Regions from separate parts of the Homo sapiens genome. Here regions 1 and 3 are each linked to region 2. A link is a contact called in ENCODE Hi-C data. All regions are on one chromosome and are shown on one strand. Each heading gives the region's core, a stretch centred on a gene start or an enhancer-like site at or near the end of the contact. The rest is flanking DNA. Distances are from core to core; before and after follow the strand shown.

Region 1 (3,376 bases), core at 200-2,699, 8.0 Mb before region 2:
GCTGCAGAGTATTCAGGGTAAGGGTCAGCTGCATTGAGTTAGCGGGGGCGGAGTGGTCCTGGGGCAGCCTGTCCCTAACAGAATCCACCTCCGAGTTGTGACAATTAAATGAAAAGGTTGAAAAGGTGAACATGAAGCACCTGCTACACTGCCCTGTTGCCACCAGCATTGTCACTGCTCTAGCTCCTGTGGCACTGCACGGACACGTGGTTGCTACAAGTTAGTACGCATATTTGGCCTTATTAGAGGCACTTTCCTATTGTAACTGAAGGGATAGTTGGCTTAAGTCAATTGAAATACCAGCAACAGGACATTCCAGCTTCAATGGCTTGTGCCTGTAGTTGTCAACCTATAGAAAGAAAAGTTTTAAAATGACGTTTTAACCAAAGAAAACTGAAATGTATTGCTTGTTCTATAAACTGTAAAGAAAATCACAAAGGCGCTCAAGTTGTAACGAAACTTTTTCTGGTTCAGTTGTGACTCCAGACAGGATCCAAAGAGGAGCTTTCCAGTCTCTTCTCTGGGTTTTATGGAGACTTACTTTACCCTTCTGTGTTAGCCTCTTAAAGCACTGGGTCAACCTTAAAAGGGCACAGGAAAGGGTGCTTTGTGATTTTTTTTCTTTGATTTTTACAGGGTTCACTACTATTTTCCGCGTTGCTCTCAATACCTCGTGGATCTCTGCTTCTCTAAGTCTGAAACCACACTAGAAACACAGCTGTTTTGTTTGGTGAGCCCCTACATGGATGTTTCCTTCCAGTTAAGGGGAGCCGGATTCGGACCTTGGCGACAAACAGACGCCGGGGAACCCTCCGGTCCCACTGGCCACGTGCTCCAGGCTGACTCATTCCTTCCCCCACCCCGCTCAAGGCTAGGAACATACCTGCGCTAAGAACTGAGGCAGCTGCACTTCCGCAGACGTAAGAGACGAACTCCTGGAGCTCAAGGTCGGCTGGGGTTGGGTTCCTGTCCCGCACGCGTGGCCCGCCCGAAACCCGCTACATAGTGGCGCGTCAGCCCTGGGGAAGCAAAGCGCAAAATTGTTACGGTGCCCAGACCTGCGCCGGGAACCTCCGGCTGTTCCGCTGGGCGCGGCGCCTGTGCCTCGCGCAGCCCCGGGACGGGCACCGCCGCCCGCCCCCCGGGCCGCCGAGGGCTGCTCTACCCCTCCGTTCTGGCCGCCGGGAGCAGAGGAGCTCGAGGCGGGCAAAGCTCGTGGGGACACCGGGCGAGCCCAGCCCCTGATCGGACCCACGGGCCGGCCGGGCGCCCTCCCCGCGGGAGACCGAAAGCCGAAGACTGGAGATGCACTCACCGCGCAACTCCAGCTGACAAAGAGGCCTGCGACCTGCGACGGGCGCACAAACCAGAGAGGCGGCGCGGGGCGGGGAGGGAAGCAGGAGGGTCGCGAGGCCCGCAGCCAATCCCGGGAAGACTCTGGGCAAGGGCGGGGCGCGCAGCCGATCCCCTGGAGAGGTCGGGTAGCTCAGCCAATCCCGGGAAGATCCTGAGCGGGGCGGGGTGGAGGGCCGCGGCACGCACAGCCAATCCCGGATGGGGCGGGACGGGCCCGGCCATTGGCTGTCGGTGTCCGGGGCCGGCCTAGGTGTGGCTCATGCAGTAGCACGGGGATAAGCCATGTCTGCGCGCGGAGCATCCTTCTCTGAATTAGATTTTTCAGGCTACCTACCAATCCCCGGCGTTGGTGATTTTGGTGCTCTTGGGCCCTAGACCCTTCCTCGGGTGCCCTTCTGGAGAGGGCATCGAGGTTACTCCAGGGTTGGCCTAAGGCCCTGGGATTCCCTTTCTTAAAGCCACACTAATCCGGTGTGTGTTCATCATCTGTGTCCGCCTAAACCGTAAGCTTAAAGAGAAGCCACGACCATGTCTTGTTCAACAAGCTCACTCCCGTGGCCTCTCCTAAAGCTAGAAGGACTACCTCCTTTCCTCATGCTCCCTCTTTATTCATTTACAGAGTCCAATAAGTAGACCATAATCAGCTGGAGGGTAGGAGTTGGGGAGGTTGAGAAGGCAACCATAGCAATCTCAAGGTAACAGGCTCAAACTTGGCAAACAAATAAGTAGAAGAAAATTGGAGTATATGCTAAAAGGAGAACTTCTATTGCTGTTTCACGTACTTACCATCTGCTAACAAATCTAATCCTCAAAATATATTTAATCATCTCCAAATTATAGATGGGGAAATAATTATGTTATGTAACTTGCCCAAAGTCACAGAGCAGCTAGCCAGTGGTAGATCCAGGATTTGAACTCAAGCAGCCTGAAGGCAGAGCCCCTCAAACAACATGCTACCTAGCCTTTCCCCAGGTGTTGGGGGTGGAGCAGGAAGGGAAACCAAAAAATAGCCTACACTTGGTTAACAGATCAAGACAGGCAGCTCTGGTGGGGTGTGGCTTTGTAAACAGAAAGAACAACTCGTCCAGAGCCCCAAGATAAAACAGGAAAGGGCTTTACCTGTTTAAGGACTCCCAGAAATGGAACTTAAGGAGCAGAGTGGCCTGAGATGAGAATGGCTTGGGGCCAGACCATGCAGGAAACCCTGGAAGAGTTTTTTTGTTTTGTTTTGTTTTTGAGATGGAGTCTCGCTCTGTTGCCCAGACTGGAGTATAGTGGCACGATCTTGGCTCACTGCAGCCTCCACCTCCCAAGTTCAAACTATTCTCGTCTCGGCCTCCCGGGTAGTTGGGATTACAGGCATGCACCACCATGCCTGGTTAATTTTTGTATTTGTGAAAGAGTTTATACTTTGTGCTAAGAATGATGGAAAGCTGTTCAAGTGTTTTGTTTGTTTGTTGTGTGTGTGTGTGTGTGTTTTAACAGGGGAATGATAGGATCTGATGTAGGGTGTGGTTTCGGGTGTGATTAAGGTGGTTTTGGTGGGAAGAAGAAGTTGAGTAAAATTTACCAATAAACCCTAGCACCTAGTCATCATCTTGCAGATATTCATAGGATCTTGTTGAAATTGGAGAGTGAATACCAGTTTGTTGTCCCTTCACCTTTCTCAAGAGTCTTCCAAACATATCTCTAGTTGGAATCTGTTCTTTTTATAGTCCCTTTGGATAGCTGAGAGATATTACCTTTCCTTTAACTATGGCAATGCATGTGGTCAGGCAACATGGGAAAATATAGGAAAAGAGAAGTAAATCTCCTTAGTAAAGAGACTAATGCAGGAATTCAGCAGCAACCTAGCAGGGGCTGGGGGTAGTTGTGCAGAATGTCTTCCCTCCTCCCCAAATCAGGGGATAAAAATGGGAAGGAATTATGAAAGAATTATATTTGTGTTTGATTTAAGAGAAATTCACCTTAATCTGAAGGCTTCACATTTCTGGCCAAATACCTCAATTCAATGAACTTA
Region 2 (3,048 bases), core at 323-2,822:
ATACATATACCAGTAACATAGTCATTTATTATCAAGTATTATATCCTGTACATAATTGTATGTGCTAGACTTTTATGAGACTGGAAGCACAGTAGGTTTACACCTATGTAGCCACAAACACGAGTGGTGTTGCTCTACAACTTTACGTTTACTACAATGTCGCTAGGTGATAGGAATTTTTCAGTTCTGTTATAATCTTATGGGACCATTGCCAAATATCCAGTCCATTCTTTACCTAAACTTCCTTATGTGGCACATATCTGTAATTCAAGACTGTAATTCAGTCTCCACCTTTCTACAGCATTCTTTCTAAAACACGTATGTTCTAGTCTCTTATCTTCAATTCATAAAGCTTAAGTGACTCCCTATTGCCTACAATACAAAGCCTAAATTCTATGCATAGCCTACAAACTACTTCATCATTTTACCTCAATCTTTTTTGGAGAGACAGGGTCTTGCTATGTTGCCCAGGCTGGTCTCCAACTCCTGGGTTCAAGCCATCCATGCACCATGACCTCTGAAAGTGCTGGGATTACAGGCGTGAGTCACCGAATCTGGCCAAAAATCGCTTTTGCAAACTTACTGAAGGCGATAGTACTAATAAACCTGTCTATTATCAGTATGTGAGCAATGTTGCTGTTTGAAGCTAAATCAACGAGAATGTAACATCCTACTCTTCACTAAAGGATGCAAGAGGAGTCATTACATTCAAAGAAGCAGGCTGGATTTACAACCCAGGTGAAAAACTTCATATAACGAGTTTGAGGACACAGCGTTTTACATTTTTTTAACTTGTAGTTTCCACAGAAACAGAACCTTAAGTTGGCTAGGAGTCAAGATTGTATTGTTCCTAACAGAACCCTAAACGGTGTTATTAATGGAACAGTGTTCCTGATGGAACATGGTGAAGACACAACACACTTTTCTCCTTTTGAATGATAGCTGCTTTCTTTACAATAATTTCCACAGCCCAATTCCTTCCCACTCCTGTATAAACATCTGTGATACCCAGCTCAAAGCTGATTCCAGCTTCCCCTATCCCTTTCTTAGACTCATTCAGCAAAAGCCAGTACCCTATTATATAGTGTTTTCTCTTACTGAGACGCTCCCGATTTCCCATGGTACTGTTTGCCCTTTTGCAAACTTTGATGAGTTTTTTGACACAAGACGCTTATCTGTCATTGCGTTTGCAAATATGCATTCAATAGCTTGGAGTAGAGAGAGAAATGTATTCATAAATGGCAAATATATTCATGTTGCCAAACAGCAACATAAGCAACAAAGTACGTGTGAGCACTACGGTCTTACATACTAAATCTCATAAGCCTAAAGAATCTACTGCAAATCCCTCTTTGAAAGATGGGGGGGAGGGGAAAGTAGCGTAAAGTGATGACCCAGAAACTGCGATCTTCCAGGCAAGAAGAGCGCCCAGCCGCACCGCACTCGGACCGAACTCCTCGCGTCTCACCTCAGGCGTCCTAAAGGCGGTGCGCATGCGCAGCGCCCGCCAGCCACGCCGCGGTTCCTTCCTGCGCCTTTATCTGCATCCGGGTCCGTGGGATTCGCGCTCCACTGGTCAGCTGGGGTCGCTCTCGGGTGGTTGGGTGTTGCTTGTTCCCGCTGTTCCAGCATCGAAGAACCATTGGGTCTGCCGGTAAGTTTAGCGGGGGGTGCGGCGGGGGCGCCAAGAAGGGGACTCGGGTCGGGGGACCCGACGGCAACTTCGCCCTGTGCGGCCTTTGTGCTGAGACTGGGACGCCGGGCCGGGGCGGAATGGGTGCTCAGGAACCTCGAGGCTGGGGGCGCGTGGGGTCTCCCGTATTGCCACTCGCGGACCTGGTTGTCCTCTCCGGATTTGTGCCTACGGGAGAAGGCGTCCCTGCCCTCTCCTCTCTCGCGGCTTCTTCTTGACACCTCTCTCTACACTCGTTAAAAATTCCTAACAGTCATCCTCATTTGCATTCGCTGTCCTTTGCCAAGTGAGGGCCAGGCAAACGCGCAGCTGAGGGGAATCTGCAGCCCCCGCCTCCCGGGCAGGAACCACAGCCTTCTTTGCTGTCTCTCGTCCCTCCTCGGGTCGGTCCCACACGCGCGGCCAGGCCACCCTTACGCTTTCAGGACAGGTCAGGTTGAGTAGGGAAAAGCTCAGAGCAGAGGTTCTGCAAGTGTAGATTCTGGTCTTGGCCCCGCCATTAACTAGCTGTGTAACTTCACGGGTGTAGAAGTTGTCATCCACCATTGAAGTTTTGCGATTTATATTCAGCAGCCCTTTTTCCTAGCGATGCACATCCAAAATGAATCAGCACCTGAAGGAAGACGAGGGAAAGGGTGGTGCTCTGTTGTTTTTTGATGCTGTCTTGTGATGCCAGAGAATTGCATAAGGCGACAATAGTTTGGATCTCTGAGGATTGGCAAAAACTGGAAAAGTCAAATCTTAAAAACTTAAATGTGGTGAAGAAATTCTTCTTTGCTCTGGGTGAAGGGATTCATTTGGGACTTTTGGAGGTGACTCTGCGCCCTCCAGAGAGTTTAAGAAAACAAAAAGTTGCCTGTACCTTGGTCTGAGAGACTTGCTTAAACTTCGTTTCAGTGAGATGTGTGGTGTTCTTAACAAATTTCACCTGATTATGAATATCCCCTGTGATAATTTGCAAAAGCAGAGATTCCTTGGACTTCATTTCAGATCTTTTGAAACACTGTGTCTAGGGAGAGGGACCTGAGAATCTGTATTTTTAACTAGCATCGTAAGTGATTCTCAACCGGTAAGACATCTTTGGCTAATGTCTCTTTGAGTCAGAAACACTTAGTTTTAAAGCCAGCTCCCCGGGCCACTTTTTAACGTCAGCAATAAACTTCTCGTAGTTGCAGTTTTCTGTATATGAAGAGTGAGAATAATGCTTTCAACCTCAGAGACAAGTGATTCTAAGCCCTTTGACAATAGAGTTAATCATTTTTGTGTCTACAGAACCTAGCATAGTGCTTAGAATATAATAGGTCTTCAAACGTGTGTTGAACTGAGAAAAATAACATGCCCAGGATGCAGAAGAC
Region 3 (3,286 bases), core at 47-2,546, 9.3 Mb before region 2:
CTTCATTTTTTCTTGGCTAACCACACTCATTTCCTTCAGTTGTTTCCAAAAGGAGGTTGGCATCTCTCACTGTCCTCATTGACCTCCTTTGCACTTTCTCCACGTCAACAGTGACCCATCTAAAGCCGACTACTGTGACATGAACACTGCACTTGAAGAGCCTGACCAGCGCTGGGCTCAGTAGAACTATCCTTTCTTCTCCCATGGTGTATCCTCACTGTCCAGGACTCTCTTCTCAGAAGCCCACTCCTTCCCCTGTGCTGTTTATATGCTTAATGAAACCAAGTACCCAAAGTGACCGTTCAACTGTTACTAGGCAGCTAAGTAGACTCCATTAAACCTTTTCCTTCCTTCCTCCCCTTCTTTCTTTCTCTCCCATTCTTCTTTCATTCTTCTCGTCCTTCCTTCTATCCTTTCTTCCTTCCTGCCTCCTTTTCTTCCTCTCCTCTGCCCTTTCTTTCAGGTCTTTTTTGTGGTAGGAACTGGTAAGAAAAGGAAAGGAATTCCCTAAGATTTTAAGGAAACAACAACAAAAACCAGGTTATGTTTGGTGAGAGAGTTGGGGCAAGAAACTGCATCTTCTAATATGGAATCCAGGTAATTTATCAGTTTTTTTTCATAGCATGACTACGGTGAGATTTCTTGTAAGAAAAAAAAAAAAATACCAGCATCGCTGGCCTCATATATTGGATTATACTTAAGGGGATCAAGGGATAAGATGTTTGAATTTGGAGATGTCTTGAAAAATCCTGTGGTGAGCACAAATGTTTGCAGTGTCTCTGCTGGACTCCTCAAATTGGGAAAAAAGAGACTCTGGTTCTCATCATAGACTCAAAACCTGAGGAAAAGCGAGATGCGATTATTAGATAAACTGGCAATGACACGCACAAAAATGTGTCTATTCCAGCCAGGGCTTTTCTTTTCAGTTGTTTGTTTTGGTTAGAGATGACTTTGGGGAACTGCATGTCCCACTGGACATTCCAAGCTGCGTTGTCGGAGTCGCGGGTCGCGGCCTCCAGTCAGCGGAGCCGCCGCCCCCAGGGTCCGCCACCCAGAAGTCGGCGGAGGGGGGCCCGCCGGCGGGAGCGCGCGCCCCGGTCGCCGTCTGCGGGTAGAAGCAGAGGAAAGACGGTGGCCTGGGAGCGCGCGAGGCCGCACGTGCGCGCGCCCGCCCGCCCGCCAGCCAGTCCGCTCGCCCACGCGCCCACGCACGCGCCCGCCCGCCCGTTGGCCCGGGAAGTCTCGCGATGCCGTAGCCGGCTGCTCCCGCTGCGGGTGGCTCGGGCTGTTGCTGTGGTTTCCTGAGTTGCTGCTGCTGCGGCGGCGGCAGCGGCGTCTGTGCTTGTGGAGGTGTCGGCCTCTGGGCGGATGTTGACATTGTGTTGTTGTTATTGCTGATGGTAATGGCGGCGGCGGTGGCGGCGACGGTCCAGACCCCATCCCCTCTGTAGCCGGAGCCGAGACAGCCGACAGCGAACTCCGCGGCCTCGGAGCCGGCGGCAGCGGCGACTCCCCTCAGCCTCCGCCGCCTCGCCCGCCGGTACCCCGGCGCCAACCCCGGGAGTCAGGCCCTTTGGGCAGGGGAGCTCGGAGGCTCAGGATGGCGGATTTCGACGAAATCTATGAGGAAGAGGAGGACGAGGAGCGGGCCCTGGAGGAGCAGCTGCTCAAGTACTCGCCGGACCCGGTGGTCGTCCGCGGCTCCGGTCACGTCACCGTGTAAGGCCCGGAGGAGGGCGAGGGCGGGAGGTGCGGGCTGGGGTGGGCCCCGTTACTCCACGGGAGCCCCGTTTCCCCTGTGTCCGTCTGGTGTCGGGGGCCTTCCGAAAGAGTAGGCAACCAGGAAGTGAGAACTTGGCTTATTTTCATTTGTTTGGGTCTCCGAAGTGGGGACGGACGCTGTCCTTCCTCCTCCACACACCCCTTTAGCAGGCCCTACAGGCCCGGGCGATGTGACGATCCCAGTAGGCACGGGTTTTCATTAGGGTCTGCCCTGCGGGCCACCCTTCCTCTTCAGGGTGGAAGTACGTGTATTGACAGGGAGCCTCCTTGTTTTCTCGCCCAGTTACCCTGTGGTTGTCTGTGCCTTTGCACCCAGTGACATGGCTCAGAGGCCAGATCTGGGCCGTGTGAGACCCCAGTGACAATTGGCAGCGAAGCTCCGTTTCGTGTCTATTTCACACATACCCACAGGTCTCCCAGTTTTTCCACTAATTTCCGCAGAACTAATGCAAGTTCTTGTAATTGTACGTGATAAAAATATATAGTTGAACACAAATTTAAGATATACAGAAAGAAATATGTTTACAACAACAACAACAACAACTACGTGAGGGACATACACTCTGCTCAGGTTACTGAGGGAAAATTGTAGTCCTGAAGCTCCTCCTTGGGGCACGAACTTGGGGCTTGTTAATTTGGAAAGTCCCACTAGTAACATTAAAAGTCTGATATTAATAAGGAATGAAAGCTTTCGGAAAGACCATGACAAAGGAATGTGAAGCCTTGAACCAAATAATGAGCTGTCCGGAAGCAGGAAGTTTTGTAATGTTTCACTATGAAGTCCACAGTTTTGTACCACTTGATGTATTACATTGATACTCTCTCATTTTAGATCTCTTGTTCAAATAATAGATCAGACTTCCATACTTGTCAGGTATCTCTGTACTTCTTCACCTTTTCAGTGAAACAAAAGAGCCAGCAAGTCTGAGAATGTCTGGAATAGTCTTCATTATATTTTGGTGAAGAGTGAGTGGGATGTGCTGTGAATAACTTAGGGAAACAGTAAGACTTCTCATATAAGTTTGTCAGCAAAATAATTGCATTTCTCGTATGACCAGCCATATTGTTGTTTGAGTATGCTTATGTAATGCTTTAATTTCTTTAGTACCTGTTAGTTTATGTTCAGGTGACTTAACAGGGTAAAAACACTGCATAATTGCCATCACAGCACCATGACAAGACAGTGGAATTTAATTCACCACAATAATACTTTCTAAGTGTTGTCACCAGCTTAAGAAGTATAACCAAATATCATGGATATTAAACTTTTAACATATATCACAGAATTCATAACCTGCCATTTGATTTTATTTTGACTTTTAGGACCTTTTTGCACTGTTTTAAGCCTAAGGAGTATGTGGATGCTTAAAGAAGTGATTTCCAAACTTTGTCATGCCATCTATCCCTCCTTCTACATTCCTCATGTCAAAGAAAAGCTAGAGAATTTTGTCATTTAAAAAGGCGACGCTGTAGTTGTAATGTTTCCTCTGTTAAGGAGAAGAAA

Evidence for each region. A loop is a pair of places that touch in the nucleus more often than their neighbours do. Pooled maps may share reads with other maps.
Region 1: a pooled map shows a loop between it and region 2 (6-fold over the local background). The contact joins the promoter of DANCR here to the promoter of GNPDA2 in region 2. A Hi-C loop is called at or near these places in 2 of 50 pooled maps.
Region 3: a loop to region 2 is called in a pooled map, with 3 times the contacts of the local background. The contact joins the promoter of CHIC2 here to the promoter of GNPDA2 in region 2. A Hi-C loop is called at or near these places in 2 of 50 pooled maps.

What each region holds. Positions count from the first base shown.
Region 1 is chr4:52,710,467-52,713,842 of GRCh38, reverse strand. DANCR (differentiation antagonizing non-protein coding RNA) reads right to left here and starts at 1,449. Exons shown (of 5, transcript NR_145129.1): 1 at 1,316-1,449; 2 at 884-1,019; 3 at 301-349. MIR4449 (microRNA 4449) reads right to left here and starts at 1,161; the gene lies at 1,096-1,161. It overlaps SNORA26 (small nucleolar RNA, H/ACA box 26), which reads right to left and starts at 594; the gene lies at 473-594. RefSeq lists an enhancer at 766-815 and silencers at 1,066-1,635, 810-1,643.
Region 2 is chr4:44,725,080-44,728,127 of GRCh38, reverse strand. It overlaps GNPDA2 (glucosamine-6-phosphate deaminase 2), which reads left to right and starts at 1,572. Exons shown (of 7, transcript NM_138335.3): 1 at 1,572-1,654. RefSeq lists an enhancer at 1,240-1,369 and a silencer at 1,862-2,156.
Region 3 is chr4:54,062,615-54,065,900 of GRCh38, reverse strand. It overlaps CHIC2 (cysteine rich hydrophobic domain 2), which reads left to right and starts at 1,296. Exons shown (of 6, transcript NM_012110.4): 1 at 1,296-1,719. The coding sequence starts at 1,601. RefSeq lists silencers at 989-1,228, 1,459-1,588 and an enhancer at 1,388-1,888.